2 separate regions of the Homo sapiens genome follow, and region 2 is linked to region 1. A link is an interaction called in ENCODE POLR2A ChIA-PET data of the cell type or tissue named here. Cell type or tissue: endothelial cell of umbilical vein. All regions are shown on one strand. Links, peaks and the distances in the headings refer to the core of each region. The heading gives the core; the rest is flanking DNA. Region 1 overlaps HOXD1 (homeobox D1). Region 2 has its middle 23 kb from the start of NRAL.

The links. ChIA-PET counts read pairs that join two places held together with the same protein. Peaks named below come from ENCODE experiments on the same cell type or tissue, not always from the same donor. Only the 100,000 strongest peaks of a DNase experiment are listed, where the experiment ranks them.
Region 2: POLR2A ChIA-PET joins it to region 1 with 5 read pairs; 2 of 35 experiments call an interaction of 5 or more read pairs at or near these places.

The regions. Positions count from the first base shown.
Region 1 is chr2:176,190,855-176,207,082 of GRCh38, reverse strand. HOXD1 (homeobox D1) reads right to left here. Exons shown (of 2, transcript NM_024501.3): 2 at 16,176-16,228. It also overlaps the pseudogene RPLP1P4. Among named protein-coding and RNA genes, the nearest start is that of HAGLR, 10 kb to the right of the region's middle. RefSeq lists an enhancer at 14,273-14,813. In endothelial cell of umbilical vein, for the core only: no CTCF peak of the experiment used is centred there; no DNase peak of the experiment used is centred there.
Region 2 is chr2:176,476,844-176,493,071 of GRCh38, reverse strand. No RefSeq gene overlaps it. Among named protein-coding and RNA genes, the nearest start is that of NRAL, 23 kb to the left of the region's middle. In endothelial cell of umbilical vein, for the core only: no CTCF peak of the experiment used is centred there; a DNase peak (open chromatin) is centred at 8,011.

The DNA.
Region 1 (16,228 bases), core at 4,251-12,250:
TTCTCCTTAAGAGGAGGATGAATAGATTTTAAGACACCACCCAATAATGAAAATTTGGCAGGCCTCCCACCTGCAAAAACTTACAGATAGACTCGTGTCCAAACCAGACAGTCAGAATTCTGGATTCATCTTTTAACTACAGAAAATTCCACAAGAAGAATATAATAATCTCCTGGGTCACCTCAAACCACTGAACACATACCCGGTATTCTAAATATAATCCTTTGCATTTTTCTTTAGAGGAATACTAATGACATGTGTGGACCATATGTTGCAGTCTAATATCTCTGCAATCAGCAAGGAATTTCCTTGGATTTTTTATAGGATCCCTGAGGAACCAGAAGTAGACAGCAGGAAAATTCAGTTTGAAGTAACCCTCTTAGATTGAATTAAATATAGTTGTATCTGTAATGATATCAGGATCTGCTAGAAAATTTGGAGTGTACAAAGTATTCCTGAATTTGTATGATTTATCTATTTTTAATTATTACTTGTAAATTCCTGGGAAAATATTTTATTAAAATAAGACAATTCACGAATCATAAATAAGACCATTGGTTTGAGTAAGGCCATAGTTAGTCACCTCAAAAAAGGTTCACGCCACCTTAGAAATGAATAGAGAACACAACAGAATAACTCATAGACAGTGCAACTGCTCATGGCCCAAGGATCCCCTGGCACAATTAAGCGGCTAAGCATTCTCAGTTTGCAGAAGGCTCTAGAAATTGCTATTGGTGAGTCACTCTAAAGCCCTGTATCAAAATCAAGCTAGGAGAGTGTTAGATACATCCATCTCCCAGGAGTTTTCAACCACAGGTCTCCAGGGCCTTCTGAGTACAAAAGATGCTCTGGCCCAGGGTCTCCTGCTTTCTTAAAATCCACAAAGCTACAGTGAGGAGAGAAGGAAGGAAGAGATGGAGAGGGAGAGCATGGAGAATCACTCTCTTGCTCATTACCAGAGGTTATTTTGATTCTTTTAAATTGATAGAAGTACTGAATTACATATTTTTCCTTTTCTGTAATTTCAGTGAATATGTTCACTGCAATTAAATAAGATTTTGCAGTCCATTACCTTGTAATGGATGTAGCCTTTGGGTATTTTTGAAAACTAAAATTAAAAGAAAAATGAGCAAGTGAACGTGTTGATTAATGCATCTATGAGGATCTTACACCAGCTTTTAAACATACTAATAAACATTTTAAAGCAAAATAGAACATGGAAATAAGTATACTGTATATTTGTTTTTATTCTATTTTCTTTTCTTTCTTTCTTTATTTAGACACGGTCTCCCTCTATTGCCCATACTGGAGTGCTGTGAGGCAATCACAGTGCACTGCAGCCTCAGCCTCCTGGGCTCAAGGGATCCTCCTGCCACTGCCTCCTGAGTAGGGATTACAGGCACACACCACCACACCTGGCTAATTTTCTAATATTTTGTAGAGACAGGGTCTCACTTTGTTGACCAGGCTGGTTTTGAACTCCTGGGCTGAAGCCATCCTCCTGCATCAGCCTCCCAGAGTGCTGGAATTACATAATAGGCATGAGCCATCACACCCAACCTATATCATATTTGTAATGACAAACCTGTTTTTCAAAACAACCACCAATGAATTAATATTGTTCAATACATTCTGAAGACAGAGACAGTAAGTCACGAGGAGACCACATTGCTATTGTACACTGCAACTTGGTAGAGGCAGCAGCCACTAAAACTGCTGCCCAGTCAGATAACAGTGATTATCATGAAATTTGTCAAGAGTTTCACAGCTGTACCCAATTTCCTTAAAGGAAGAATCATATTATCTATACTTTTTAGGCAAGGGTGTGTTCTGAGGTCTGTAACTTCCTTCAAAGGCTGTTTCTTCCTGATTCAAGCTGCCTTTAGGGCAAGGAAAGGCTGATAAAGCTTGCTTTTGGGTCTATCACTCCCAATGGGGCCACTTTAAAGTCTCCCTCCATACCTCAGTCCACCCCCATGTTTCTCCTGTTTCTGAGCTAACTTGAAATTAAAATTGGAGCTAAAGGTGGGTGTGGTCGCCAGCCTCCCAGATGGCCCCTAGTGATCCTCAATCCTAGATCTTCAGGTCCTTGTCCAGACGCTTCCACACTAAATCAGAGCTGACCTGTGTGACTGCTAGAACATTCCAAAGTGATAGCATACAAGTTCAGAGGCTAGGTCATAAAGGCATTGCAACATTTACCTTGGGTTTTTAGATTGCTTGTTTTGAAGGAAGCCAGTAGCCATGTTGCAAGGATACTCAAGCAGCCCCACAGAGAGACTCAAATGGAGAGAACTGACCTGCCAGCCATAAGCGAACCACGTTGGAAGTGAATCCTTTAGGCCCAGTCAAATTGCAGCCCAGCTGACATTTGGCTGTAACCTTCTGAAAGATCCTAAGCCAGAATCACCCAGTGAAGCCACTCCAGAATTCTTGACCCACAGAACCTGTGAGGTTTAACAAATGCTTCCTGTTGGTTTAAGCCACTAAGTTTGGAGATAATTTGTACATGGAAATGGAAAACTAATATAGTAGGTTAATATATAACCCCTTTTGAGGAGTATGTATACTTTAACCAGAGTCTTTACTAAAACAAAACCAAAAAATGGTGAAATGACTGGTAGAGTGTGGGTGAGTGGGAAAGGGCCCCACTGGCAGTCTGTCCCTCCATCACCAGGCAGCCCTTCCCTTCTTTCTACTGTGGGGACATAAACTGCAGTGCTTTTGGTGTCAGGTGACATTTTATCACTCAGACCTCAACAGAGTAATTATTATTATTATTATTATTCTTGAGATGGAGTTTCGTTCTTGTTGCCCAGGCTGGAGTGCAATGGCCTGATCTCGGCTCACGGCAACCTCCACCTTCTGGGTTCAAAGGATTTTTCTGCCTCAGCCTCCCAAGTAGCTGGGATTACAGGCGCCCTCCACCACGCCCACCTAATTTTGTATTTTTAGTAGAGACAGGGTTTCACCATGTTGTTCAGGCTGGTCTCAAACACCTGACCTCAGGTGATCCACCTGCCTCAGCCTCCCAAAGTGCTGGGATTACAGGCGTGAGCCACTGCACCCAGCCGAGAGATTCTTAATTGTAACCTGATGTTCTCCCCTCCTCCTGGCTTCAAGAAACCCAGAGAGCTATTAGGAACACAAAAGTTCTGATGACTGTAGCTTCAATCCTGGCTGTACATTCAGCCATCAGGCCACATCTCTGTGCCTCATTTTTCTCATTTAGGAGATGACATATTTTTAAATGTACATTATTTCACTTCTTTTGATTGTAAAATGTAACATACATGCAGAAGAGTACACTAAACTTTGTATACAGTTTTAAAAGCAGCTAGGTTAAGATAGAACACTGCTAATTAGAACCTAGAGCTGCCTTAATCTACTACTGACTGGACAGTATTGGTAGGCCTGTACAGAGAGGCTGTTAGTGGCCGGAAGAGTCTCAGAAAAAGAAGAGACAGAGACAGACTTTCTTGCTTCATCACTGTAACCCAAGCATGGGATGGAGTACCTTCTAGCAGGACCAAAGTGGGCAAACAGACAAGTCTTTTTTAAAAATCTCTTCAGTAATTACAATATGCAAAATGAGTATAATACCCAACACAGCAAAAGTGAATATGGTAGAGAAGCTAGAGCTAGAAAGATGAATATGTTATATCTCCTGCCCTGGAGGAGACAGACATGGATACAGGTAATTGCAATAAACAGCAATTGTTCTATAATAAAGATGTATGCAAAGTGCAGTGTGGAGCACAGAAGGGTTTGGAAACAGAAGGAATTAAAATTAATCCAACCATGAAACTAAGCCAGAAGCAATTAGTATTGGGATCTTTGTCATCACTCAGTCCAAAATTCCCACTTTGAGCTGAGAAGGAAAGTTCTTAGGAACCAAAAGAGATGGAGGGGGAAAAGAATGACTTCACTTCTCCATTGCCAGAGTCTGTGAAGCAGCTAGCAGCCAATTACCAGTGGAAGTTGTGGAGTTCCCTTCTCCAGAAATCTTATGATCGACATTGTAGCCCTATGTTTTCAATGCATTGCCAAATTTGTTAAAGCAACTGGATGCTTGCCAGCCTGCCGCTTCATTTTGTGCTGTGTGGACACAGTCCTAAGCATGTGAAGTGCCAATAAAGCACTTAATATTATTTTTGGACTTATCCAATCTTCCTTTCTACTGAGTTTGTAAGTTCCTTGAGGGTAGTGCATCACACTGTGTTCTGAGTGGCAAACATTGGACCCACTAAAGGTAGCTTAAAAAAGAAAAATGATTAACTTTAGTTATCTCTAGGAGGGCTAGGAAACTAGGTTCGGAGGGTACTCCACACGCAGGAGGCAACAGCAACACCTGGAATGTAATTCTGGCACAGGCGCCAGGGCAGGTATCACCATCACGGGCACGGGAATCAGCTGTTCCTTTTCCCACAGAAAAAGTGTCAGGTCGTTAGAGGGACAGAAAACGAATACTGGGCAAGCCAAAACAATGGCAGCTATGTAATAGATCCTCCAAAGGATTTAAATAATTTCAGCCAAATGAAGATACCTAATACCATTAGAAAAAGAATATATCTGACAGTCAGGTGCAGTGGCTTACACCTGTAATTCTAGCATTTGGGGAGTCTGAAGCAGGCGTATTGCTTGATTCCAAGAGTTGGAGACCAGCCTGGGCAACATGGCAAAACCCCATCTCTACAAAAAATTAGCTGGGTGTGGTGGTGCGCGCCTGTAGTCCCAGCTACTCAGGAAGGAGGCTGAGATGAGAGGATCACCTGCACCCTGGGAGGTTAAGACTGCAGTGAGCCAAGATCACGCCATTCCACTCCAGCCTGGGCGACAGAGTGAGACCCCATCTGGAAAAAAAAAAAATCTGTTTTAAGTCCTCTCAGGCATACCCCGAGTGATCAAGTTGCTAGTGAAATAAGCCAACTTCTAAATAAAACTAATGGAAGGACTAGCATTTTCTTAGTATGGTTACCTAACCCTTACTAACCTTCTTGAGGCTTAATTAGACTTGTGTTTGTATGTATGTTACACAGACCACTATCAAATTTTATAAATCTTGCTACAACAAAAATTAAAGAATATTTTAGTGTTGCTCCCTAGAAAACTGCAAAGCTTACTAAAAATATGCATCCTTTAAAAAGTGTGCCTATATCTTTATAAACTTGCTTTTAACATTTCTTTAATTTTGTATTATAAGTATAGAAAAATGATAGAATAGTTTTCCACATTTCTTGGATTCTCCATTTTACTTAAGCTAAAGGTATACTTTTCTTATTACTTTGCTAATCGTGAATTCCACTTTTATCAACACAATTCAGAACTTGTTTCCAACTGGTAGGATGAAAATTGAACATATGTGACACTCAAATGCTCAATTCCCTGTTGAAGAAATGAATGATAGACCTTATCTATCATTTATTTGACTCATGTGTACACCCATGTATATCACAGACATTTTTATTTAATTATTCAAGAATTGGCACATGAGAAGCATTATCTAATTCCTCTGGGACCTTCCACTGGCAAAAATAAATGCAATGACTGTGGCTACCAGATGAATTTTGCCCTTTTTCTTATATTTGAAAGTAATGACTTTATTATTTCTGAATTTAATTATTTAAATTTTAAGCAAAACAGAAAATCACTACAAAGAAAAAAATGTCAACAAAATCTTACTATGTAGAAGAAACCGACCCCTTCCCTCAGCTGCCGCCAAGCTGCTCGGTCCTTCCGAGGAAGCTAAGGCCGCGTTGGGGTAAGGCCCTCACTTCATCCTGCGACTAGCACCGCGTCCGGCAGCGCCTGCCCTACACTCGCCCGTGCCATGGCCTCCGTCTCCAAGCTCGCCTGCATCTACTCGGCCCTCATTCTGCACGACGATGAGGTGACAGTCACGGAGGATAAGATCAATGCCCTCATTAAAGCAGCCGGTGTAAATGTTGAACCTTTTTGGCCTGGCTTGTTTGCAAAGGCCCTGGCCAACGTCAACATTGGGAGCCTCATCTGCAATGTAGGGGCTGGTGGACCTGCTCCAGCAGCTGGTGCTGCACCAGCAGGACGTCCTGCCCCCTCCACTGCTGCTGCTCCAGCTGAGGAGAAGAAAGTGGAAGCAAAGAAAGAAGAATCCAAGGAGTCTGATGATGACATGGGCCTTGGTCTTTTTGACTAAACCTCTTTTATAACGTGTTCAATAAAAAGCTGAACTTAAAAAAAAAAAGAAGTAACCATCATTAATATTAGGTGAACATCTTTCTTGACAGCTCTATGTAGACACTCAGATATTAGGAGTGATCGGTGCATAAATAACTTGGTACATAGAAATAATTTTATAAAACTGGATACATATTATGCATGCTATTTTTAAATAAAAATATTAAATTTACATTTACTTAGACGTAATAAGAGAGAGAAACCAGATGAAACTAACAGATAACTGTTTCTTCTTCACTAAGAGAGCCCTCTAGAAGTATGGGAGAAAAATATTTACAAGTTTGGATTTTTTTAGCAATCCAAATGTGTTGTTGAACTTTATTAAAGTGTTCCTAAAATTAAAAATATAACAAATAAATCAGTTGGGCATGGTGGCACACACCTGTAGTCCCAGCTACTGGGGAGGCTGGGGCAGGAGGATGGCTTGAGCCCAGAAGCTAGAGGCTATAGTTAGTTATCTATAATTGTGCCTGTGAATAGCCACTGTACTCCAGCCTAGGCAACATAGTGAGACTCTGTCTCTAATTTAAAAAAAAAAAAGTAAATAAATAAATAAACAAGCAATTCTAATACTACATAATCTTAATTGAGAAAGCTTTAAGCTAAATCTATTCATCTTGAGTTCCAAATGATAATTATGTTTTATAACTAAAATTGGAAGGAGGCAGAAATAGAACATCTGAAACCTTTAGTCTTTATTTACATATGAATTGCAGCTAGCTTACCTTTGTCATTGTGACACATGTTGAATTAGGGACAGGTATAAAGCAATACCTTTATTCCTCTTAGTTCATTCAGAACAAAGTTCATTCATTTCATTGGTGTACTAAAATATCTAAGCTGCAATTGTTTGTGTTTACATGGAACCAATTGAGATAACATTGTCCTCTAAAATATGTAAATTTTTTAAAATCAAGGGCCAAGCCCCAAATTACAAACCTTTAATAAAAACAGGCCTTGAGAATTCTCAGATAGCTTCCCCATGTGACAATTCTGAAGCATACAAACACAGTTGTTTCTGAAGTTCCCAAAGGAACCATATGCTGCTAGAAAAATAGATTATTCTGGTTGTATGTGTGCTTTTATTTGCAGTCAAAACAGAAGCTTATTGGACTTTCTTGGCAGGTTAACCCAAGGAAGTTTAAATTTTAAATCTTTTTAAGATTTTTAGGGACAAATAGTATGCTATTTTTGTCTGAATAAGAAATATTGTTGTTTTAATTCATCATTTGGAGCTCATTTTATATATTCACATAGAATCTACCTTTTCTACAATTTTTTTTTTTTTTTTTGAGACGGAGTTTCACTCTTGTTGCCCAGGCTGGAGTGCAATGGCGTGAACTCAGCTCACCGCAACCTCCGCCTCCCAGATTCAAATGATTCTCCTGCCTCAGCCTCCTGAGTAGCTGGGATTACAGGCATGCATCACCACACCCGGCTAATTTTTGTATTTTTAGTAGAGATGGGGTTTCTCCATTTTGGTCAGGCTGGTCTTGAACTCCCAACCTCAGATGATCTGCCCGCCTCGGCCTCCCAAAGTGCTGGGATTACACACATGAGCCACGGTGCCCGACCTACAATTATTTCATAAGCGAGTAGTTTTTTTCCCCCTATATGAAGCTAACACACTTCACATATTCAAAATGTGACTCAAGTTTCAGATGTAAGAGGAGATGTAAACATTTACATATGATAGAGTAATTACTCATACAGGCAATTGAATACTAACACTATTTTGACAATTAGATCATAAGCAATCAGGAAAAATAATTTCTATTTATATAGAACTGTCCTTCAGCCATTAATTAGACCACAACGTGTCCTTTTTGCAGCAAGTTTTTATTTATTTTTTTCAGTTTAAGGGTAGGTTTTTATAGACCCACAATGGCAATAGAGTTTTTTTGTTTGTTTGGTTTTCGTTTTTTGTTTGTTTGTTTGCTTTTGAGACGGAGTCTCACTCTGTCGCCCAGGCTGGAGTGCAGTGGCGTGATCTCAGCTCACTGCAAGCTCCGCCTCCCGGGTTCACGCCCTTCTCCTGCCTCAGCCTCCCGAGTAGCTGGGTCTACAGGCGCCTGCCACCAAGCCCAGCTAATTTTTTGTATTTTTAGTAGAAACGGGGTTTCATCATGTTGGCCAGGATAGTCTCTATCTCTTGACCTCGTGATCCACCCGCCTCGGCCTCCCAAAGTGCTGGGATTACAGGCGTGAGCCACCGCGCCCGGCCGGAAATAGTTACAGTTTTATGCACAGTTGAGAAAATTCACAATTCCCCACTGCCAGAGTAGGTAGAGGGAAGAATTTTTCCTTTCTGCAGCAACAGGAGTTAATGTGGTTGATCACTCCTCTTCTCACTTTGATGTCCACAGAACACAACCTGAACCTCTCTATTTTAAAGAATGATAAATTCAACCCTGGGGAGGTGCTACAGTGTAGGAAATGTATGTAAATCATCATTGCATTCTAATTTATGGCACCTGACCTCTAAAGTGCCATGTATGTGAATTCACATGTCCTTTTGGATAGAAAAAAACTGAACAAAAGTGTGATGGATTTAAGTTTTCTGTGCTCAGAATAAGCCAGTAAACTAGAAGCAGTGGGTAATGGCCTGACACCTCTTCCATCCTTTATTTCTCCCGGGCTTCTTCTAAGGTCTTGGGGCTTAGTTTAGTGAGTGCCCAGCCATTGCAGTCATCAAGCATTCATTAGCTGCCATTTTCCTTTCCTCTGTTATTATGTACCACCAGTATTTTGCTAAATGTATTGAATAACCCTAGACTTTACTTATTCTCTCCAGCCATATTCACTGCAATGATTCTTCCCTTCCCAGTATCTCTTTAATCCTAATTGGTAATTGTCTGTGCATGGCACCTGGAAACTCAGTACATATTTGTCATATATGTAAGTATTTCTCTCCTTCAGTCCCTGTCTTTCCATCCAAATGCCTATCACAATGCTCATTACCCATTCTGTCTTAATAATTAGCAAAGGTTACACTAGACATTGTTCTAAATGATCCACATGTATTATCTCTGTTCTTCCTCACAAGTCAGTGAAGTAGAGACATTAATATTCCCATTTTTAAGGGAGGAATGTAAAGCTGAATGACACTGAGTCACCTGTCCCGGGATTTGTGCCCAAGCCTGTCTGCTTCCAAGGTTCACTGTGGTAACTACTACATTTAATTGTCTCTAGAAACCCTCTGCTAGACCTCATTTGGTTTCGTCAATCTTTCTCCAGGAGTTCTGTTGCCATAAGGTACTCCAACAACTATAATAAGTAACAAATACAATATATTAAAAAGCCTCAAACAACAACCAAAATGCATTATAAATTACATTCTGTAAGAATAAAAGGGATTGGCTGGGCATAGTGGCTCATGCCTGTAATCCCAGCACTTTGGGAGGCCGAGGCAGGTGGATCACCTGAGGTCAGGAGTTCGAGACCAGCCTGACCAACATGGCGAAACCCCCTCTCTACTAAAAATTCAAAAATCAGCTGGGCATGGTGGTGGCCACCTGTAATCCCAGCTACTCGGGAGGCTGAGGCAGGAGAATTTCTTGAACCAGGGAGGCGGAGATTGCAGTAAGCCAAGATCACACCACTGCATTCCAGCCTGGGCAACAGAGCAAGACTCCATTTCACAAAAAAAAAAAAAAAGAAAGAAAGAATAAAAATAATAAAAGGGATTGTTTTAGATAACATTCACACTTTATTGGTATACAAAGGATTTAATCAAAAGAATGTACCAGATGCATAAGGAGGAAAGTCTATAAGCTCTCCCTCCTTCAGCTTTCTAGCCTCCTATTTGTATTTTACTGTGTAGTCAAAAATCACTTGTGTTCTATTATAAGTGATGAAATATAGAGAATACTTAGCAAGTAAGTTATCAGAGTGTTCCTCACCTGGTAGAAAGCACTTGATGAGTAGCACTGTAAGCTTTGATCCACATTCAACATTCAGCAAATGGTATAGGACCACTATTATGTATAAAATACTCAATGATAGATGAAATATACATATGCCCATGCAAGGGGAACTAATGATAGGGGAAGAAAGGCAGAAAGAGAAAAAGACCTCTCATAATATGGCAGGAGATTCTAAGTGCTTAAGCAGGTAATACAAACAATAAATACTACAGCAGCTCAGAGGAGTCAGCTTTAAATTTGGATGATGTAAAAAAAAGGTTTTATAGAGGTGGTGAGGTTTGAGCTGTGCCACAAAGGATGACTTTGGATAGGCAGAGAGAAAGTAGACGTATGAGACAGGAATGATGTGAGAAAAGGTTCAGAGGCAGGAAAGCATAAGTTTCTTGCAGGGAGTATAAACAGTCCACACTAACTGGGGGTAAAGTTTGTGTGTCAGGCAATGGTGGGAAATTATCAGGGAAAAGATGGCTGGATACAGGTGTTGAGGGCCTTGAATCCCAAGCTAAAAACATCTGAGTTTCTTCTACTTGCTACCAGCAGCTACTGAGAGTTCAAAGTGGAACAATACAACGAAAGCAGGGCTTTCAAATGGATTGACTGGGAAGAAGACTGGACGCAAGGAGACCAATAAGGCATCAGTTGCATTGCTGAATGAGAAATGATAAAGACTAAGCCAATGGAGAAGGAGAAATAGAGTTTGCTGACTAATGGAAAGAAGGAGAGATTTGTTTATCCATATTTCTTTTCTTCGACAGAACGGAGCATTCACTTCAGAATCCCATTTATCTGAAAGGAAGAGAAAAGACTCAATATGACTTCTCTATTCTGAAAGTTGTCAACTTTGAAGTATGGAATTAAGGACAAGGAGTTTGAGAATCCAAATAGAAAGTGCTGACACCATTTGAAAAATCTCTTGTTAAGATCTAGTTTATCTATTCAAAGGAAAGTGGTCTTTTTGGAGGCTCTCACCATCGTTAGCTTTTAGTTCATCAGGTAGACAAATGAGGAACATTACCTAGTTCACATATACATATGCACATACACCCAGATTCTAAAGCCAGATAATTTTTTTTTTTTTTTTTTTTTTTTTTTTTTTGCGACGGAGTCTCGCTCTGTCGCCCAGGCTGGAGTGCAGTGGCGCGATCTCGGCTCACCGAAAGCTCCTCCTCCTGGGTTCACGCTATTCTCCTGCCTCAGCCTCCCAAGTAGCTGGGACTACAGGTAACCGCCACCACTCCCGGCTAATTTGTTTTTATATTTTTAGTAGAGACGGGGTTTCACCGTGTTAGCTAGGATGGTCTCGATTTCCTGACCTCGTGATCTGCCCGCCTCGGCCTCCCAAAGTGCTGGGATTACAGGCGTGAGCCACCGGGCCTGGCCCAAGCCAGATAATTTTTAAAGGTCTCAGAAATTACTTCAATCCCAGCCTCTCATTGACATTAATCTTACAGAGCTACAGTACTACTAAATACTCTTCAGTAATAACCAGCACAGTAAAGGATTGTGAAGAAATGCTAAGGTGATAAGGGAATGTAATGATCATCCAGACCAACCCACTTTGTTTTATAGGAGAATCTAAGACCAGGCAAGCTATTTTTCCTTTTAATCAGAAAATACAACTGGTACTGAAATCCAGGTCTCCTCCCTTAAGAATAATGTTCTTGGCCAGGGGCGGTGGCTCACACCTATAATCCCAGCACTTTGGGAGGCCGAGGTGGGCAGATCACGAGGTCAGGAGATCGAGACCATCCTGGCTAACAAGGTAGAAACTCTGTCTCTACTAAAAATACAAAAAATTAGCCAGGCATGGTGGCGGGTGCCTGTAGTCCCAGCTACTCAGGAGGCTGAGGCAGGAGAATGGCATGAACCCGGGAGGCAGAGCTTGCAGTGAGCTGAGATTGCGCCAGTACACTCCAGCCTAGGCGGCAGAGCGAGACTCCATCTCAAAAAAAAGCAAAAGAATAATGTTCTTACTGGGTGTGACAGCGCATGCCTATATTCCCAGCTACTTGGGAGGCTAAGGCAGGAGGGTCACTTAAGCCCAAGAGTTCAAGACCAGCCTGGGCAACAAAACAAGATCCCATTTCTAAGAAAAGAAAAATAATAATGTTATTTGTTCAGGGTCCTTTACTTCAGCCTCAGTGGTTCCATCCTAGGAAATGTTTAGACGCTAACAATGTGGCTGCATTGTCTCCAGCTATATCTTTCTCTTCTGTTTATATCTTTGAGAAGAAAACACAACAGAAGGGGACCTCTAGGATGAGATAGGGTTCCCATTCTAAGGCAGTAGAATGGGAAAAGCCACTGGCTAAAGTCAGCCACCCAGTAGCCCAGAAGAGCACAGTGAGATTGAGATGCTAAGAGAGTAGAACAGAGTGCCAACCTGCCCTTGTCCCCATTATCCACTATTTGATGCATTTGAAGAGAAAGAGTGACTCTGGCTCTAAGATGTTAGAGAAAAGCGATCATTGCTATTATCTCATAGGCAATGATGGCAGTGGAGAAAAAGTGATGGTTTCAAGGAAGGGGCAGATATGAATTTACTATGAGCCCAGTGAAATGTAAACTTCACTAACTTGAACCATTCCACATCCTGGGAATTTTGTATTAACAATTTTGTATTTTTTTCCTTAAAGAGGTTTCCCCAAATTGTATAAGCTTAGGCTCTACAAAATCCCTAAGAATTCAGTGTGCTGAAGAGTCCAGCACCTTCTAGAAATGCCTCAAAAGTGTCAGTTTTAATAAACTTGTAATAGTTTATTAGCTATGACAAGTCCAAATGACTACTCTTTGGCCCTTCTTTCCAAAATACATCAGTAAGATTTCTAGAAGGAGAAGAGATTATGTTGAAATCTTTACAAGCTAAGTAATAGACCTTCCTTTCACACCAATATTTAGGATTTTCATCCTCTTGGTTCATTATTGAATCTAGTTAAACAGTTTCTATAGAAATTTTATTTCTGAATAACAAGTACAACGTAATAAGCAATTACAAATGAGATGTTGAAATAGAGTTATTTTGCAGATTTGTTGCATGTTCATGACTTGAAAACATTAGATAGAGGTAAAAACCATGAACATCTTTGTTTCTATTTAGACGGATATTTATCTTCGTGAGATATGTCCACTATGGTTTTACTTTAAAACCACAAATAAAGTTTTAACAATGGGCATTTTTCTTGTTGAGAGGTCTGTGGTCAGACTAAACAACTCTCGGAAACTGATTAGATCCTGAGGTTTTCAAATTCAATATTCAGCAAATATAGATCATTTCTTTGGCCATAAGGAATAATTAAGAACTTCAGAGCTAATGCAACTCTCCTGAGCCTGCTTCTGTTTTTTTTGGATGACACGATAATCAGACAGCCTTTTCTGGTGTTGGTCCTCACCATATTTGAGATTGAGGCAGCATAAATCACACACAATTAATCTTTTGAAACTCTAGGTGACATTGCTTTAGGTTTTTATATCAGCAAAGCCTTCATTTGCTAGTACTCAACTTATGGGAATTTTATATATTATTAAGTGCTTTCCTTTTCCTCACTCCCAATTATCCTGATCCAGAAAAGTAGACACATGGTCATTATGTGAAGACAAAGGAACATTGAATAGTTAATTATACAACAGCCAGAACTGTCCACTGTGTATTCATCCTTGTAACAGATCACTGGAGGGTAAATTAGCATATTTAGTTTGAAATCTTGTAAAATAGAAACGGGATTGTTTGAGTAGTTGCAGTTTACATAGTAACCTCATACTTCATGGAGATCTGACTCAAAATAACACAAGGCTCAAAATAATAGGAAAAGGAATGCTCTGTAAATGATCCACATTGCCTAGGTACCTCCACTGACAACATGTATTTGATAGTGTCTAAAATCCTCTTTTCCTGTATAAACACAGTATCACTGTAATCCTAGACAGCACATTTGCTTTCTCTTAGAGCCTAACTCCCTTCAAATGATAGGTCTAAAATAAAATATGCAGAAGTCATTAAATTGTAGCATTTTCATTGTTGGGAGGGACCTCCAGAGGTCACCTAGTTCATCCCGATCTCCAGCCAGGACTCTTCCTAATACTGAATATAGCTGTACAGTGATCTGCATTAAGAAAGCTTTTAAAGATCCCTGGGGTTGGGCAAAAAATAGCTAATATTGGCCTGATTCATAGAATAGCATTATACGAATGTCATAATAGCCACCTTCATCAAGGAAGACATCCATCAGGGCTAAGTGCTAGTACTAGCTTCAGAAGGAAAAGCTTTATTTTCTCAGAGAAAAGGGTGGTAGATTAAGGAAATGACCCAGCATGTTGGTATTTTGTTGTTGTTGTTGTTTAGGTGTACATTTAAATGCTTATCAAAAAGGAAACATTGTCATGTCAAAGACCACTGCAGGGGAAGCCCAGAGGTGGCTGTAAGCAAGCAGATCACAAGTCCTTTAACAAGTTCTTTCAAATAGCAGTAGAGCTCAGAGGGGGGCTGTTGTTTCAAACAAGATTCAATTAGCATCAAGTTATTAAAGGGCAGCCGGGGAAACAAGAATAATATTGACAGACCTGCTTTTTAAGCAGTATCTTTTCCCTCTAATCAGCTGAGTTTGTTGGAGCTGATCATTTTATTTCTTCAACTCCATTCAACTATAGGTGCAAAGAATGAGAACTTCAGTGTAACTCCAATTTTCTAAGAGAACTAATCATATTGCTGCTTTATAAAAAAGGTAATCTTTCACAGTTGCTTAGATTTATGAATAATTAGATTTAAAGCATTATACTGGAATCTAGAAATCTAGCTAAAAGAGCTGAGGTTCTTATCTGAATTATTTGGGCCGTTAGCCCTTCTGTTGAACTATAGAAAGAACTTAAAGATATAGTTGTAAAATAAGGACGTACTCCCCAAAACTGTCCCAAGTATCCACTTGATTCTGTATCTTTATATTGCATCTTTTTCTCATATTTCTGCAAGTTTACATAAACTCTGGTCAACTATGAATGCCTCCCGGGATGAGAAATGGGAGTTTGGGTGAAATAGATTAGAGAATAGGTTTTGGGGTTTTTTTTAACCACATACTCTCTTGTCAACTTTCAAGTTTTGTGCTTGTACCTCTTCCAAAGTATTCATTTGAAAATATTTCATTTTTGAAATCAGAAAGGCACTGTCTGTGCTCTCTCTCCGCCAGATACTCAGTCTGGGTTACAGGAAGTAGAAATTTGTGACTACTAGCCTTTCCCAGCCTCCTTTGTAACTCTTGACTTTGGAAATGGGAATTCAGCCACTGAGAACTTTTTGATGTGCAGCTGCCTTTCTCAGGGAACACTAACCAAGAAACAAAGTCTTCAGGTCACCTTTCCTCTTCCTTTTGTGAGGACAGGAGACAAAAGAACAAGATCTCCCTGAAGTGTCTCCTTGGCTTTACAACATTCCACAGTAGGCACCTAACACTTGAGTTAAATGTGCAGACTACACACCTACCATAAAATTAGGGCACTCAAGGTAAGGAAAGTATTTCCATAGTTACTTGGATATTTGGCAGAGTAGTTTTCTCTCTTAAACTACTAATTGCCCATAACTTGCTGGGTGTGTACACAACCTGTAGGAAGTATTATTTTTAAAAGTTATCGGCTGGGCGTGGTGGCTCACGTTTGTAATTCTAGCACTTTGTGAGGCCGAGGTGGGCGGATCACCTGAGGTCAGGAGTTCGAGTCCAACCTGGCCAACATGGTGAAACCCCGTCTCTACTAAAAAAAATACAAAAAATTAGCTGGGCATGGTGGCTCATGCCTGTAATCCCAGCTACTGGGGATGGTGAGGCAGGAGAATCACTTGAACCTGGGAGGCAGAGGTTGTGGTGAGCCAGAATTGTGCCACTGCACTCCAGCCTGGGCAACAGAGCAAGACTCCGTGTCAAAAAAAAAAAAAAGTTATCAACATAAACAAATTCTCATAGCAGAATCAAGAAAATTCAAATACAGGAAACTGAATCAACTTTAAAGAAAGAGAATCATTATTAAAGAGTGTAAGAAAAGCAGAGAGCAGCAGATTCTATAATTTTTATTACAAAAAAAACCCTTTACATGCTATGACATTA
Region 2 (16,228 bases), core at 3,795-11,794, 290 kb before region 1:
ACAAACAAGTGGCTCGTATACACACACACACACACACACACACACACACACACACACACACAGTGCCCTCTGGATTGTGAACATTCACTGAGGAGGCCTGTGAGCAAAGACAAGCCTCTATCTCTCTTCTTCACATCTACTTCTACCTTATTATTGAACATTTCTCCTATTCCTTTCAGTGGCTTTTCAGGGCCAGTATGTACAGTTGTATGGTTAGTGCACTGCACAAAGGCTCCAAGCTGAGGAAAGAATGGAGGATAAAATTTAGTCCATGTTCCAATGGCCAAGTCACATGCCTTTGGCATGAAGTTGCTGTAATCAGGAAGTGGTGCTTTCTTCTTCATACGAATGTGTCCTCTGCTTGTGCACCCAGAGGACAGTGTCACCATAAAAGCTAGCAGTGTCCCCATCCTTGTTTTTATTTGCTTCTATGTCCTTCTGTTTCTTCCCTCTGAACTTTGAAGACTTCAACTGTTTCTATATATGATAAATATTTTAACAAAAAGGAAAAATCTCAATTATCTTCTGAAGCGTTTCATCTATATGACACCAAGAATCCACATATAAGTGAAATATCTTAATGCTTGGTATTGTGTAGACAAAACATTTGGTTGATCAATGTAGTTCATGTTTCTTTCAGATGCTTAAGTACCACAGAAACACTATCGTACCCACTCACAGGCTGGGTTCTAATATATATATACACATACACACACACACACACACACACACACACACATATATAGTGCAAACTCATTTTTCTAGGCTCAAAGGATCAAACTCAATATATTAAGCACTGAGAAATAATAGACAAGGGGTCTGTTTTTCTAACACTAAATAAGTAGCATTTAGCCTATCTGCTGAATATTATGGGGAAAGCACTTTTTATCTTTAGTCTAGTAATTTGATGTTTCATTTGATAACAAGATATTTTTGTTGTCTTTTGTCTGTGTTGTATTTAGAGTAGGAAAACTTTTAATATTTGCCTCAATATTCCAATTTCATAGTCTTTCAGACACACTGTTTTCTTTTAAAGCCTGCCCTTGAATCAACTTGAATGAGCTTCTTAAGGCTGTCAGGACAAACAATTTTCCCAAACTCAGTTATCTTTGTTTGAAACAATGATTGAAGTTATCTTTGTTTGAAGAAAATGATTATAACGCATCACAGATTTCATTCAGATCTACCTTCGTTGCCAAAGCACTCTATACATCACCATGTGGTAGATGGCAAATGCCATTCTCTCCATTTCCCAAACAGAGAAGCAGTGGCTGGCCAAGTTAAATGGCAGGCCCATGGTCAGACAGTGAGTCAACAGCACAGTAGAGAATTTTCCAGATCTTTCCAAAACGGGCCCCAGACAGCACACTTGGTGCACAAGGGGTGAAAACTAAAACTCCTTTTCCTTTCCCCAAGGCAGACCGTGAAACTGTAAAGATGAGCTGGCATTTTGTTTTATTTTTTGTAATAAACTGTTCTTTTCACAGCAGTTGGCCCTGGGGGAGTTGCAAATAGCACAGCTCGGCTGCAGCTGTGGGTGTGGCTCCACCCAATCCCAAGGCAACTTGAAGACCACAGCTGTGTCAGGCAGAGTAGATCTTAAAGTTGACATCTGGGCTGCACACTTTCAAGTTCACCCCCCAAACAAGTTGAGTCATTTTCACAAGCCAGAACTCATTTGAAGGCTCTGTTCCTCCTCTGCCTGTGGTTACTTGAGGCGCATCAAATATCACCAGAGACTGACACCCACATTTGGCTCAGGCCAATTTCTGAATCATCGTCCCTAAGCCCTCCCTTTGCTAGTCATGAGAAACACTCCGCATTGGAGATTATAAAAGTGGTCAGCAGTTTCGGGGATATTGGGCAGATTTTATTTGAGCGGTTGCTTTTGAGTTTTGGTTTTTTATTTATGATCTCTCGGGTTCTTTGTGTGTATGTGGCTATCACGTTTGCTTGGACAAATGGGATATGTTCCCAAATCCAATAGATTCATATACAGTTCTAGAAAAAAACTTTAAGAGGTGATTTTGTTTTTGTACCCCTGCTTCCAGCTGGAACAAATAACTGACAGTCATCCTCCCTTATTAGTGTCCAATCTCAGCGATAGAGGTGAGAACGCTGAACCCCTCCTGGCCCTCCGAGTGGAGGGAAGGCAAGCATCGCTTGTGTTTTTGTCTCGTTGAGGAAAGTATCTCGGCTTGTGAATGGCCTTTCTGACAATGACAAGCACATCAAAATGGGCGCCATCTGAGAGCTCAGGCCAGAGAGAACACCCGCCACCGGGCCTCCTGCCTCCGCCGCAGGCCACAGCGCTGCATTGTAGTGGGGGTTGCCGGGGAACCTTGGGGGAGCCTGCGCTGGGCGGCTGCTGTGGACAGAAGCGCCGCTGTGGGGAGGGGCAGGCCGTGTCCCGGCCATCGGCGGAAGCTGCTCCAGGCAGTCTGCAGCTCAGGCCGTGCAGGCCTGGGCCAATCCCCAGGAGGGGAGCAGCTGTGAGGCCGGGAGAGCCCGGGTCCTCGTTCCCTTTGCAGCAAGAGTAGCCGCCCCGTTGGCAATCTGAGTCTCCTTCAACCTTTCCAGCCGGTCCTCGCACTGTTGGGGCTGCCCGCCTCGCTCTCAGCCCGCAGCACCGGCCCCGCACAAGGCCCAGTCCCCAGGCAACGGCTGCGTTGGTATCCCCTGCGCACCGGCCACCGAGGGAATGGCGACAGAGACACGGGAAACAGCGACAGCTTACAGGGAGGAAAATCCAAAACAAAGGTTGCGGAGAGTGTCAGAGGGAGGGCCAAAGAGGACGGAGAAGGACTCCACCCCACAGGCTCCTGAGCGCCCGGTTGGCCACAGACGTGCCCTGGAGGAGGCACACACAGGTCGTCCTTCGGGAGAACTCTGCAGCTGGGTGCCTGTGGACTGCTGGAGAAGAGAGAGTAAACCACGAATTTCAATAGAAGACCGAATAGGTCCTATAGGTATAATTAACACGCAAAATACGTTCACAGTCTGCTCAGGGGGCTTCTTTCCAAGAGAAAGGAACCAAAACTTCCCTCAGAATCACCAGCTTGTCTGTGGAGTGCCAGGCTATCCCAGAAGAAAAGCTATGATCTTAGGCTCAAGGAAGAGTGACTGCACCCAGGCACTGTTCTTTTCCAGCTGACAATTCAGAGCAAGGTTCTGGGGCCATGGCACCTTTCTCCTCCCGTTGCTCCTTTTTCTGTTCCACCTCAGCCAGTCCTGCCTGCCTGGTGTTACCATACACTTATAAAGCCTGTTCCTGTCTGTAATCAGGGCCAGCAGTGACCCACTTGCTGATTATAACTGTTGATTGCCACAAAAAGGAAAAGCCTGAATGCAATCCTATGAATGAAAGCTCTTAAGAACATTTTCTGACCAGTTTCCCTTAGTCTGGAAGTGGAGGTTTGGGGAGGGCAGTAGAGGGGCTGCTGCTCAGGTTTAAACTTCGAATTTTAACCTTCACTCAGTGCACAATAGGAAACAAAGCAGGTGCTTGGTTGGTTCATTTTATTTCACTTTAGAAGTTGAGTTAACCCCTAAATTAAACAATTTATTTCATATGAGCATGAGTAAGTCACTTGGTCTCCTGCTGGTCTTGTTTTTCTCATGTGTAAAGTTGAAGGGTGGATTAAGGTATCTTCCAATTTCAAAATTACAAATAAAGTTGTAGTGTCTGTTCAGGAATTTACACAGGAGAATTCCTTATTTAAATGTATAATGCAGTGATGGGATGAAGGACATAAAATATTTCCAAAAGGAGAGAAGTAACATAGCATTTTCTCCAGCTGAATCTCCATTTCCAAATTTTGCACTTCTACTGTTGATGATTTACTGCTAAATGAGGGCACATCTAAAATAATGAATGCTCCTTAGTGAGAAAGCCGTGTCATCTCTGAGACCCATGCAGAAATCAACCAGGGAGACCTATGTATGAGACGATTTGCTATTCAGAAACCATTATCCTGCATGCAGAAAAGGCTTCATCACCCGGACTTTAGAATCTGGGTTTTCAGTACCAAACCCTGATAAAGTATAGCTGATTTTCAGAGCATCTAAATCTTTTGTTCACACTTTGTCTTCTTCTCATTGTTCTTTAAGTTTTGGGGTTTGAGGACAACAGAGACACAAATCCAACTCTGTAGCAAGAGTATTTCTCAGTATGCACATCAAATATTAACAGTCGTGAGAAAGCCCACATTTAAGGCTGTTTCACCTAACATTTTTCTAAGTTGAGAAGTTTCCAACAGTAAAATTTAAAGTCTGTGGCTAATGAGGAACACAGATTGTTTTTTAAAACTTCGTGTTTAGAGGGCAGCTCTTCAACCTCTCTGTTGGAACTATGACAATGGAGGTTTGATAAAATATGACTCAGTTTCAAACTATCAAATAGCATTATAAAAATGTTTGGACTAGATTTAGTTCTCCCAAAAGGTGGCAGATTGATAGAGCATGGATAAAGCAAGTCAGCCTCCAGGAATGATTGCTTCGTGAGAAACAGGGCCCTTTTTCTCCAGAGGGACATGGACATTCCCAGACAACATCTTAACTTGAAGAGTTCTCAAAGCACAGATCCCAGCTTCCTTCCCTGATGAGCCCTCTGGTGAGAGTGGGAATTTCTGTAGGAATTCTGCGGTGGAATGATACCTTCCTGAAACTAGAAGTTACCAAGTTATTACATTCTGATCAGCCAGGAGGGCTATCACCATAGTTAAGCCTCCCAGAACAATCTGTGAAATGTGTTCTCTGAGCCTCCCAATCCCCTAGGTCTGCCACCTCTCTGCTGTGGTTACCATCCTCCTGCCCCCATCTTCTCATACCAACCACAGCCCCCATTTAATGGCCTGGGCCTTGTGGCCCCACTCTTTGGCTTTTCCCCCATTCTCATCCCCTTTCCTCACTGCCCTTCTAGGTGCATTTGCTCTCAATTGTGTGACTGGCACTACAGAGGAGGAATGACTTTGTAGGTGTCATTCTATAAGAGTGATAAAGATGGACAAAGTTTTATTTCCATGCTCACAGATAGGAAGAATCAATATTGTGAAAATGGTCATACTGCCTAAAGTAATTTATAGATTCAATGCTATCCCCATCAAGCTACCATTGACTTTCTTCACAGAATTGGAAAAACTACTTAAAATTTCATATGGAACCAAAAAGAGAGCCTGCATAGCCAAGACAATCCTAAGCAAAAAGAACAAAGCTGGAGGCATCATGCTACCTGACTTCAAACTATACTACAAGGCTGCAGTAACCAAAACAGCATGGTATTTGTACCAAAACAGATATACAGGCCAATGGAACAGAACAGAGCCCTCAGAAATAACACCACACATCTACAACCATCTGATCTTTGACAAACCTGACACAAACAAGCAATGGGGAAAGGATTCCCTATTTAATAAATGGTGTTGGGAAAACTGCCTAGCCATATGCAGAAAACTGAAACTGGACCCCTTCCTTACACCTTATACAAAAATTAACTCAAGATGGATTAAAGACTTAAACACAAGACCTAAAACCATAAAAACCCTACAAGAAAACCTAGGCAATACCATTCAGGACATAGGCATGAGGAAAGACTTCATGACTAAAACACCAAAAGCAATGGGAACAAAAGCCAAAATTGACAAATGGGATCTAATTAAACTAAAGAGCTTCTGCACAGCAAAAGAAACAATCATCAGAGTAAACAGGCAACCTACAGAATGGGAGAAAATTTTTGCAATCTATTCATCTGACAAAGGGCTAATATCCAGAAGCTACAAAGAACTTAAATTTACAAGAAAAAAACAACCAACCTCATCAAAAAGTGGGCAAAGGATATGAACAGACACTTATCAAAAGAAATTCTTGCGGCCAACAAACATATGATAAAAAGCTTATCATCACTGGTCATTAGAGAAATCCAAATAAAACCACAATGAGATACCATCTCACACCAGTTAGAATGGCAATCATTAAAAAGTCAGGAAACAACAGATGCTGGAGAGCATGTCGAGAAATAGGAACACTTTTACACTGTTGGTGGGAGTGTAAATTAGTTTGACCATTGTGGAAGATAGTGTGGCAATTCCTCAAGCATCTAGAACCAGAAATACCATTTGACCCAGCCATCCCATTACTGGGTATATACGCAAAGGATTATAAATCATTCTACTATAAAGACACATGCACACGTAAGTTTATTGCGGCACTGTTCACAATAGCAAAGACTTGGAACCAACCCACATGCCCATCAGTGATAGACTGGATTAAGAAAATGTGGCACATATACATCATGGAATACTATGCAGCCATAAAAAACAATGAGTTCATGTCCTTTGCGGGGACATGGATGAAGCTAGAAACCATCATTCTCAGCAAACTAACACAAGCACAGAAAACCAAACACCACATGTTCTCACTCATAAGTGGGAGGTGAATAATGAGAACACATGGACACAGGGAGGGGTACATCACACACCAGGGCCTGTCGGTGGGTGAGGGGCTAAGGGAGGGATAGCATTAGGAGAAATACCTAATGTAGATGACAGGTTGATAGGTGCAGCAAACGACCATGGCACGTGTATACCCATATAACAAACCTGCACATTCTGCACATGTACCCCAGAACTTAAAGTATAATAAAATAAATAAGATTTTAAAAAAGTTGGGCAAAGTTTTTTGACTGTAAATGTTGTCTGTTGACCCTAGATAATTTAGGTATCACTTCTTCAAAATACCAGAAGTTGTTTTGATTCAAGACTTCTAAGGACATCAAAAAGAATAAAGGATTATTTGAGACAAGTAATCCTATACTATAGCATAAAAAATACACAGCTTGCTAAATAGATCATTTACACTTACATGTAAATGCCTGTAAAGCTCCAAACATACTCAGCCAGATTTTCCCAGTGGTCTATTAATTCCCTCCAAATAAGTTTGGAACCCTTAACAAAGACTGGTCAAAGAGAATGTGTCTTGTTTACCTTCTTCCTTTAATAAGGGACCATTGCCTTCTGTGTGTCATTGCTGATCCACTAATTACAAAATGTCCTGTGTCTGCGTGTTCAGAGCTCATACTTTACAGAGCCATCTCTGTAAGAGAATTCCTTTCCTTCTCCCTTTTACTCTCCCTATCTTCCTCTCTCCATCCTGCACTGATGGGAGGGATTTTACCTGCCATCTTGGCTTTTTACTAAAGTAATGTATGAACTGAACATCTTGCCCACTCCTCAGAAGTCACTGAGTTATTTCTTGAGTTGACTATCAAATGTTCCTTCTCTTTCCCACTCTGGTGGGTGCTGCTGTGGTTTCACCTGCCCAGCATCTGTCTCACTGGGGTAGTGTTGGTTAATCACATCTTGCTGGTTTCAGAAAAGCTCCACGAGCATCTTCACAGAACATACCCAAAGTTAGAGCTAAATTATCAGCCAGGCCACCTGATTGCCCCCTTAATCACCTTTCTTTTTATAAGGAAGTAAAACCCATTTGCCTCACCCTCTCACTGGCCATCAAGTGTCCCACACCCATATAAAAATCAAATCACCAGCCTGGGCAACATGGCAAGACCCCCATCTCTACAAAAAATAGAAAAAAAAATAGCCAGGTGTGATGGTGCATGCCTGTAGCTGCAGCTACTCGGGAGGCTAAGGTGGTAGGATCACTTGAGCCTGGGAGGTTGAGGCTGCAGTGAGCCATGATCACGCCTCTGCACTCAAGCCTGGGTGACAGAGTAAGGCCTTGTCTTAAAAAAAAAAAAAAAAAAAAACTCCAATCAGCCTACCTATATAGATTACAAGCATTCTTAGCAAGGTACTCTGCTAGGAACTAAGTAACCAGATACAGAGTCCAGCCAGGTTGCCAAGAACACTGCAGGATTTCTGAAAACAGCAAAGGGAGCTAGAAAGAGCTCCCAGAGGCCAAGCCACAGAAAATCCTGGAAAGCAGTGCATGACACTGGAGGTCCACACGGCCAAACTGCTTCAGCAGAACAATGCATTTTTATGGAGTTCATTTAAACCATTATGTTGTGTACACTCTCTTTTGTTTTAAATGATACATCACTGCTGACAGTTGGCATGTACTGTTTTCATAGCTTAGCCTTTATAAATATTACAAGCACATATCACAGCAGTATTGTTATAACGAGTTACAATGATGTGTTCTTTGAGAGAGTGCCAGTGACTGGTTTATATCCTTGGTGATGTTGTCGCATCATAATAAATGTGGTATAAATCTTTTTCAAGGTTCAGCAGTTCCTTTAAGCCAAAAATGCTACATATGGGTTGTGGAGTTTCCCATGTTACCCCCATTCCAACTTTTGAAACCCTTTTCCTAGGTGTCTTGATATACAGTCCCCAATTTTGAGGATTTTAACATGGTCAGTGATCTAACTGCTCTCCTTTAATGGAGTGCAGCCCTTATTATAATCTGGAAATCATTTTAATCTAAATATCACCAACAGCCAAACATAATAAAATATGTATAAGTCAAATAACATTACAGAGACCCCAGCAGCTCCACAGTGGAGCCAGCCACAGCCACTGTGCAACCATAAGCCTCAGGAGAGGGAGGGAGGGAGAGCAGGCATCTCAATTTGCTTTCACAGGGATGCATCATTGCTGGGGAGGTACAGGAGAAAGCAGGCACCCTCTACGAAGGAGAGGCTTTGTTCACTTCAGAGGAGGGCCTTCTCTGAATATCAGGAGTCAAAAGCAGAGGATGGGTCGTGAAATAATAACCAGCAAGCTGAACACGGAGGGTTGAGAGAGTTAATCTCTTTCTGATGTGAAATTACTTTCTTGGTTTGGACAGGTTGGTATGGTCTTAGTTCCTTCATTCTACCACAAGGGACCAGGACGAGGGCTGAGAAATACAGACCTTTCATAACGGTGCTGAGTCCATGTTCGCTGTTCTGGGGACAGGTAGCAATAACTCCTACACACTCACTCTCATCGGACTCTGAGTCACTTCCTGTAGAATGGTACCATCTTTGGTGCTCAAGCCCCTGATTGTGTCTACGAAAATGAGTCCCAGATGTACTGCTCCCTTTAAGGAAGGGTGTGTCAGAATGATTAGTTGGAAGATGTAGGTATACTGAAAACTAAACAGCTGAATCCTGGGTCATTAAATCTTCATTTAACCATGCTAATCGTATACACGAGCCAAGAGCTGCCTTCAGATAATCATGCCCAACAGAAATTGGCTGTGGAAGCAGAATTGATCTATAGTCAGCTGTCCCAAGCTCGAGGTGGTAATTCTTTTGCCAAACATTAAACTGTTCTATATCATCAATGAAACCATACTTGAGTCAGAACAAACCCAGGAGAGCGTGTTAGGAGATGCATAACACGGCTATGGAGAAAACTCCCTGGTAAGGTACGTCCTTCATTAAAGCTCTAAATCATTTCCATTCCGGACCAGACTAGGGTTACTTCATTACCTTTTCCTGTGAATTATTAATACCAGAAACACGAAGCCTTGAGGCAAGGGTTGGAGAAAACTTCGTGCACTGAGGAAATGAACCCCACCTATTTTTAAGTGCTTCTCCTCTTCTTTCAGTTGTTCCCTGGAATTTCCTCTGTTCCCCCAGCTTAAGTGTTTGGGCATTTTTAAATAGTGTTTGGGTCCTTAGTGGATCTAGTGGTTTTGCTTGAGTTTGTTTATTCTTTTAGGAATATCTTTTTTAAGAAAAAACTAGTTCCTGTCACTTTTTCACAGTGTCTGTCCCAAGTGCCAAGTGACCCATGAGGATGTGAGTTCTGAGAAAATTTCTCTACCGGCTTTTTCCTTCAGTATGAAAATAAACTGGTATGTGAAAAATGATTTCCATCAGCAAACCCTTCCTGTTGCAACAATAATCTGTTGTAAGATGCATCACGAGACACAGACACGCGGATTCAGGGGACAAGGACACCTGCTCTCATCCTACAGAGCGCTGGATGCTCTCCCAGGCTTCATCTCAGACCTTCCTTCCCAACCCTTGGTGCCTCCTTACTTTCCCTGCAACCTTCTCTTTCCCTTTTGATTCTGACTCCTCTGGGAGCACATTCGGTCTCATGACTTCTAAACTGCCCACCTGTTCTCCTACCTTCTTTCTAGCCCTGTATTCCTAACAGGCCACAGACACCCTCACTCTACTGGCCCAAGTGAAAGGCATTTTGTTCAAAATTACTTTTATATTCTACAACCCCCAAGGACCTCTCTCCAGCACTGGCTGGACCTACTGGAGATGCTAAGTACATCTTTGTGGGTTGATTGAAACCAGAAAGATCAAGTTGAAAGAAAATCTCAAGGTATGTACATTTCTAATGCCCTAAATACATAGACTTAGGAAGATCTAGGAAATTGAAGACTGGAAGACAACTGTGGAGACACTCTTTGGACCTAATTCCTGCAGTTTACATAGTTCAGAAGAAAACTTTGATGACGAAGTTACTGATCGGGGGTCTTCTAAGCTTGAGAAAGATGGGTTTTGCTGAGGGAGAAAAAATGTTCATGAAGCTTCTGGAACTTCCACCATGTCTCAGAAAATAACCTCTTGAGGAATTGGGAATAAATAAAATCAGAACCATGTGGGATATATTTCCCTTTATATACATATTGAGGCTATAAAAAATAAAGGGAAAGTATTCAGCTAAAGTTATTTAGGGTTTGGGTTTACGCACAACATCTGAAAAATAGTTCAAGATGTTAGTTGAACCCAAAGTGCAGCAATGTTCACCTTCTCCTACTGAAAATAGAGTCTGTGTAGCAGCTGAGGGAAGACATGTTTAATGTCAAGTTAATGAAAGGAGAAAAAAAGTATGTTGGAGCTGAAAGGACAAGGGAGTGTTCAAATATGCACAGAGAAAAATATGTTTAAAGCTAGACGAACCTTGGCTAGAGAAAAGGAGCAAAGGAACCTGAAGTTGGCCCTGGTTTCTGAGACATGTACATCCCTGGGGCATCGAGTTCCCTAAGCAAACCCCACTTTTTCTTAAGACTGTCTGGTCACCAGGTTTTTCCCTCAAAAATTTAAGCCTATTGCATCTTGGTTATAATAAGGGGTTCTTACAGCCTCCAAAGATAGGTTTGAAATGTGACTGACTTTTAGCTGGATGTTTTAAAAGAACTGACGGGTTTTATGTCTAGGTAGTTGAACTCCTGGATGCCCAGACACTCGTGATAAGTTAGGATGACACCCAGATGCCCCGCAAGAGTGAGAGCCTGAAGACCAACTGCCTGAGGCAACAGAACAAACTCTTAATCTACAGGTCTACTGTTGTTCCTGCTGGGACCCAACGGATGATAGCACTGTCCCTCCATGCACTAGGCGTGCACACATACACACACACACACACAACAGTTTTCTGCAGAACCATAGGCTGTACCTTTGCCATCATTTCTGCAGTACCTACTCTGTCAGGGTTGATGGGAACCATGGGTGGCCTTGAACTCTTTTTGAGCTGAAAATAATCCCTTTTCTTTCTTCATTGGACCTCAAGAGACAAGAGACAGCAATAAAGTTGACTTGTGGCCCTTTAATACTTATGGAATCTGGGATGCTCTTTAAAGAGGAAAAACCCTGCTTCTTGATCCACTTGTAGAAAACTAGAAAGCAAGTCTCAAATCAGACTAAACCAATCAGTAAGACTTTGAGATGGAAGAACAAGATCACATTACCATATCCCATAGGATGTCCTTGGATCAGGGGATGTGAACTTGGCAAAGTCTCTGAATGTCTTTTTGTTTCAATTTTCACCTGTGAAATGTAGGATAACAATATCTCCTCTGCTGAGCTCATAAAGAGATTGTTATGTGACTGAGATTAAATTAATATAAGTGCTTTGAAAGACATAAAACGTCCTAAAACAGAAGTCTCCAGCACTCTCTCTATACTTCGCCTCTGAGCTCCAGGTGGTCTCCCTGGCATTTCCACCTGAATATTTTACTGATATCTCACACTTAACATGTCCAACATGGACTTCTTGATTGTCTCCTACCAACTTCCACCTATTTGAATTTCCCGCATTTTTATGAATGGCTTTACCCAACCAGATGTTTAAGCCAGGAACCTGGGAGCTTTCCTTGAGACCTCTCTCTCTCTTGCGCTCATACTGCCAATTAATCACCATGTCCTGTTGATTCAACTCTACTTTTTCTGGAATCTGGGCACTTCTCTAGATCAAGCTGTATCATCCCTCATCTGAACCACCACAAGAGCCAGCTATGAGTCTCCATGCTTCCCCTCTTGCCTCAGTAGCCATCCACCCCCACGCACCCCCAACCTTCCTCTGCACAGCCATTAAAAAGTTCACTCTCCTCACTGCAGCAAGAACAGTCTTTTCAACTTGGTCTTGTCACTTCCCTACTCAACATGCCCCAGAAGGTCTCCTTCAAGAATATAGACATTCAGTCCTGGCGCAATGGCTCGCACCTGTAATCCCAACACTTCAGGAGGCCGAGGTGGGTGGACCGCTTGAGCTCTGAGTTCAAGACCAGCCTAGGCAATGTGGCAAAACCTTGTCTCTACAAAAAAAAAAAAAAAAAAAATACAAAAATTAGCTGGGTGTGGTGGTATGCGCCTGTAGTCCTAGCTACTTGGAGGCTGAGGTAGGAGGATCCCCTGGACCTGGAAGACCGAGGCTACATTGAGCCACGATCACGCCACTGCACCCCAGCCTGGGTGACAGAGTAAGACCGTGTCTCAGAACAAAACAAAACAAAAAAAAAAAACAAAAAAAAAAACACAACAACAACACAGAACATTCAGAGAAGGCTCCACTATGTTAGAACTTTGAACATGTGACTTAGCCACTGGTCTTGTGGGACACACATACAGAGTTAATGTATCCCCAAACCCTCCCCTTTCCACATTAGCTCTGACAGAAGACTGCCAATTGGGTCTTTCTCAGCCAGTAGTCTTCACTGGACACCCTAAGAAGTGGGGGCCTCATTAAGAGGATGCATGTGTGCGTGTGACTGCTTCTTTGTGCAATCTTAGTGTCTGCCATCTGTTAACCAGCTGTAATTTCAAGAGGGGGACATGGGAGGGAATCAAGTATAATGCAATAAGTAATAAGGTGAGTTTTTTTTATTTGTATTTCTTATTGATACTAAGTAGTTTTAATGATCCAAAAACATCTCTCTCAATTTTGAGTATTTTCTTAATGCCTTAAAAAATTGAAATACGAGCAACTCTGTAACATCTAAATGCATATTCTTGGCTCAGTGGATTATCTAAGACAAATTTTTAATTCAAAACTGACTTCTTCTACCACCCACTACTAGTGATTTGTGCTCAGAGGAAAGACAAACTAATTTTACACATTTCTCAAGATATATTTAGAAAAGATAAATTCACTACCAGAATATTCTATAAGGTTTTACAAAGCTTAATATAAATACTTTCTGAATTATCTACTGTTTTTAGATTATTAGGTCAGAATTTTAATACTTTTGGCCAAAAACCATTTTAAAACCTTCAGAGTAAAAATATAATGTAATTTTGAGAATGTCATACATTATAAAACAGAACAGAGCTAAAATATTTTTAAGCATTCGAGGTTTTTTTTTCAATTATCTGTACTTCCATTCGAATCCAGAGACCCAAGTAATCAAGAATTATGTAACTATATTTAAATTTTGAATGGCACCTTTTCTCAATCTTCTCCAAAAACTTTATAGGTATGACCATGTATCAAGTATAATTCTTGAGTTCTCAGATGCAAAGAATTTTGATGATTTGGGCAAAATTGCATAAGCATAGTGTAGGGATAACTGTTGGGAATCATAAGACTTAGAATCTTATCTTTTCCCCCTACCTGCCATATCCCTGACAGTCAGCTGTATCATCCAATTTCTAAAATGTTCAACTGCAAAGTGGGCATACAAAGGCAGATGGCTTCCTGAAAATGTTTTCCAAGTTCTAAAATGCCTTGATTCATGATTCTGTGATTTCATATACAGGACAATTTATAATGGGCAAGAGCTTCTTTGAGTGAATTCATTTACAGCAAGAACTAAAAATTCAGCATAAATAGTTTGAGCCTGAGAGTAACGTTTGAATGGAACGTCACTTTGAAAAAAAGAAAAAACCTAAAAATTACCAAAAGAGGTTTACATTATCATATATTTTAAAGTGTGGGCTATAATTGCAACTATAAATTACTCTTTAGAACCAAAAATGAAACAAGTAGATTTCTTCACATAACTTTTCTACCAAATTTTATGATAGTATAATACCACATCATGATATCCCTATCATAAAAATAGTAATATTTTAGGACTTTAGTATTTTCTCAAGGGCCCTCTTAATCATTTGATTTTTAAACATTTATGAAGAACTTCTAGTTTATCATTTTTTTCTCTTTTACTTATTGTTTATTTTACTGATTCTTTAATTTCTTTTTTAATTTAAATTTTAATTTTTAGTTCTGGGTTACATGTGCAGGATATGCAGGTTACATAGGTAAAAGTGTGCCATGGTGGTTTGCTGCACCTATCTTTCTATAGCTTTGCATATGATTCAAACAATTGTCAACATCACTTTTATCAACTTTACCAATCCCACATCTTTTGTAAGATTTACAGCTTCACTTTGCAGACTTATACTATTTTGTTAAAGTAAATGGCAAATTTTGTGTTAACTAGGGGAGAGATTTTTAAGTGAATAAATGAATTTTAAGTGAATAAATGAATAAATAACATTAGTAAAGATTTTCATGTTATGATTACTTTTGCTCCTCTGCACAATGCATAATGGAGGGACTCCAATAATAAGGCAGCTTTGTACTTGTGAGAGATGGAATCCATTTCACTTTTTGTCTACCCAAAACCATCTTAGACAAAAATGAAAGATGTTTGCCTGATTCCTGATCCCTATGAGAAAATATTACGTTTTAGAAACACAAGACTGAAATTAATGGAATTCTCATTTTAATAATAAATAAAAGACTTCACAAAATAATGTTGTATCAACTAGAAAACAACTGTTTGCTATGACAGTTCATAGCAAAACTGTGATAACTGTCTTCACAGGATTTTTCATAATGAGAAATATTCCTTTTTTAGAATATTCTTTGTGGCAATCCATGACATCTTTATGGTAAAGGCCATTTATCAGGGAATAATGCAGCAGATTGCCCCACAAGGATTCTCAGCTCAGGGTCATTTGTTCCTGAAAAACATGGTCCCTGTGTCCATAGAAGAAAGAAACGGATTGACCTATTGAAGCTGGAAGGTAACATTTAGAATATCTAACGAAAACAAATCTTTTCACAGAAGGTGTTCAACCAGCCATGCTGATGATTTTGCTTCTCCCAAACTGCTCCTTGTGTATATTTTGTTTGCAAACATGTTATTTGGCTCCAAGATGTAGTCCTGGTGTTCTCATGACTTGAGGGTACTAAGCATGGGGTTCTGAGCCTGGCTCCCTTCTACCCTTCAACTGTGCTGCCACTTCCAAGCAGTCTAAGACAGTGGGTTACATCTGGTTGAGAGGCAAACCCAGGAAATGGAAATGAGACACTGTGGACAATAAAAGAGGAAAGAGGGGAAAGCCCAGAGAAGGGTGTGTTGTCCAGTCAATGCTGTGAGTGATGGAGCTCAAGCCTCCAGGAGCTTCTGAGACACTGTATAGAATGTGCCTCAGAGGCCAGGCAGGCACAGTGGCGCAGTGGTTCATGCCTGTAATCCCAGCACATTGGGAGGCCAAGGTGGGTGGGTCAGCTGAGATCAGGAGTTTGAAACCAACCTGGCCAACATGGTGAAACCCTCTCTACTAAAGATACAAAAATTAGCTGGGTGTGATGGTGCATGCCTGTAATCCCAGCTATTCGGGAGGCTGAGGCAGGAGAATCACTTGAACCCAGGAGGCAGAGGTTGCAGTGAGCTGAGATTACGCCACTGCATTCCAGCCTAGGCATCTTAGCGAGACCATCTCAAAAAAAGAATGTGCCTCAGAATTACCTGCCTAGGGACACCGAAGAGGAAGCATTTCTCCGCCAGCTCTTATTTCCACTGATCAAGGGCTGCCTGTGAAACTTTACCTTCCTGCACTTCCAGGTTGCGTATGTGAATGGGTTCCACAGGCATCTCTCTCAGCCTTGATGTCAGAGGGGCCTTGGGACAGGAAGCAAGAGGTCCATGGTGTAGCTGAGGTGAGGTGCTGTCAAATTTGGCCACATAAAGCTAATTACAATAGCAGCAGGTAGAGTAAGAGGTGGGCCAAGGGTGGGAGACAATACAGGCG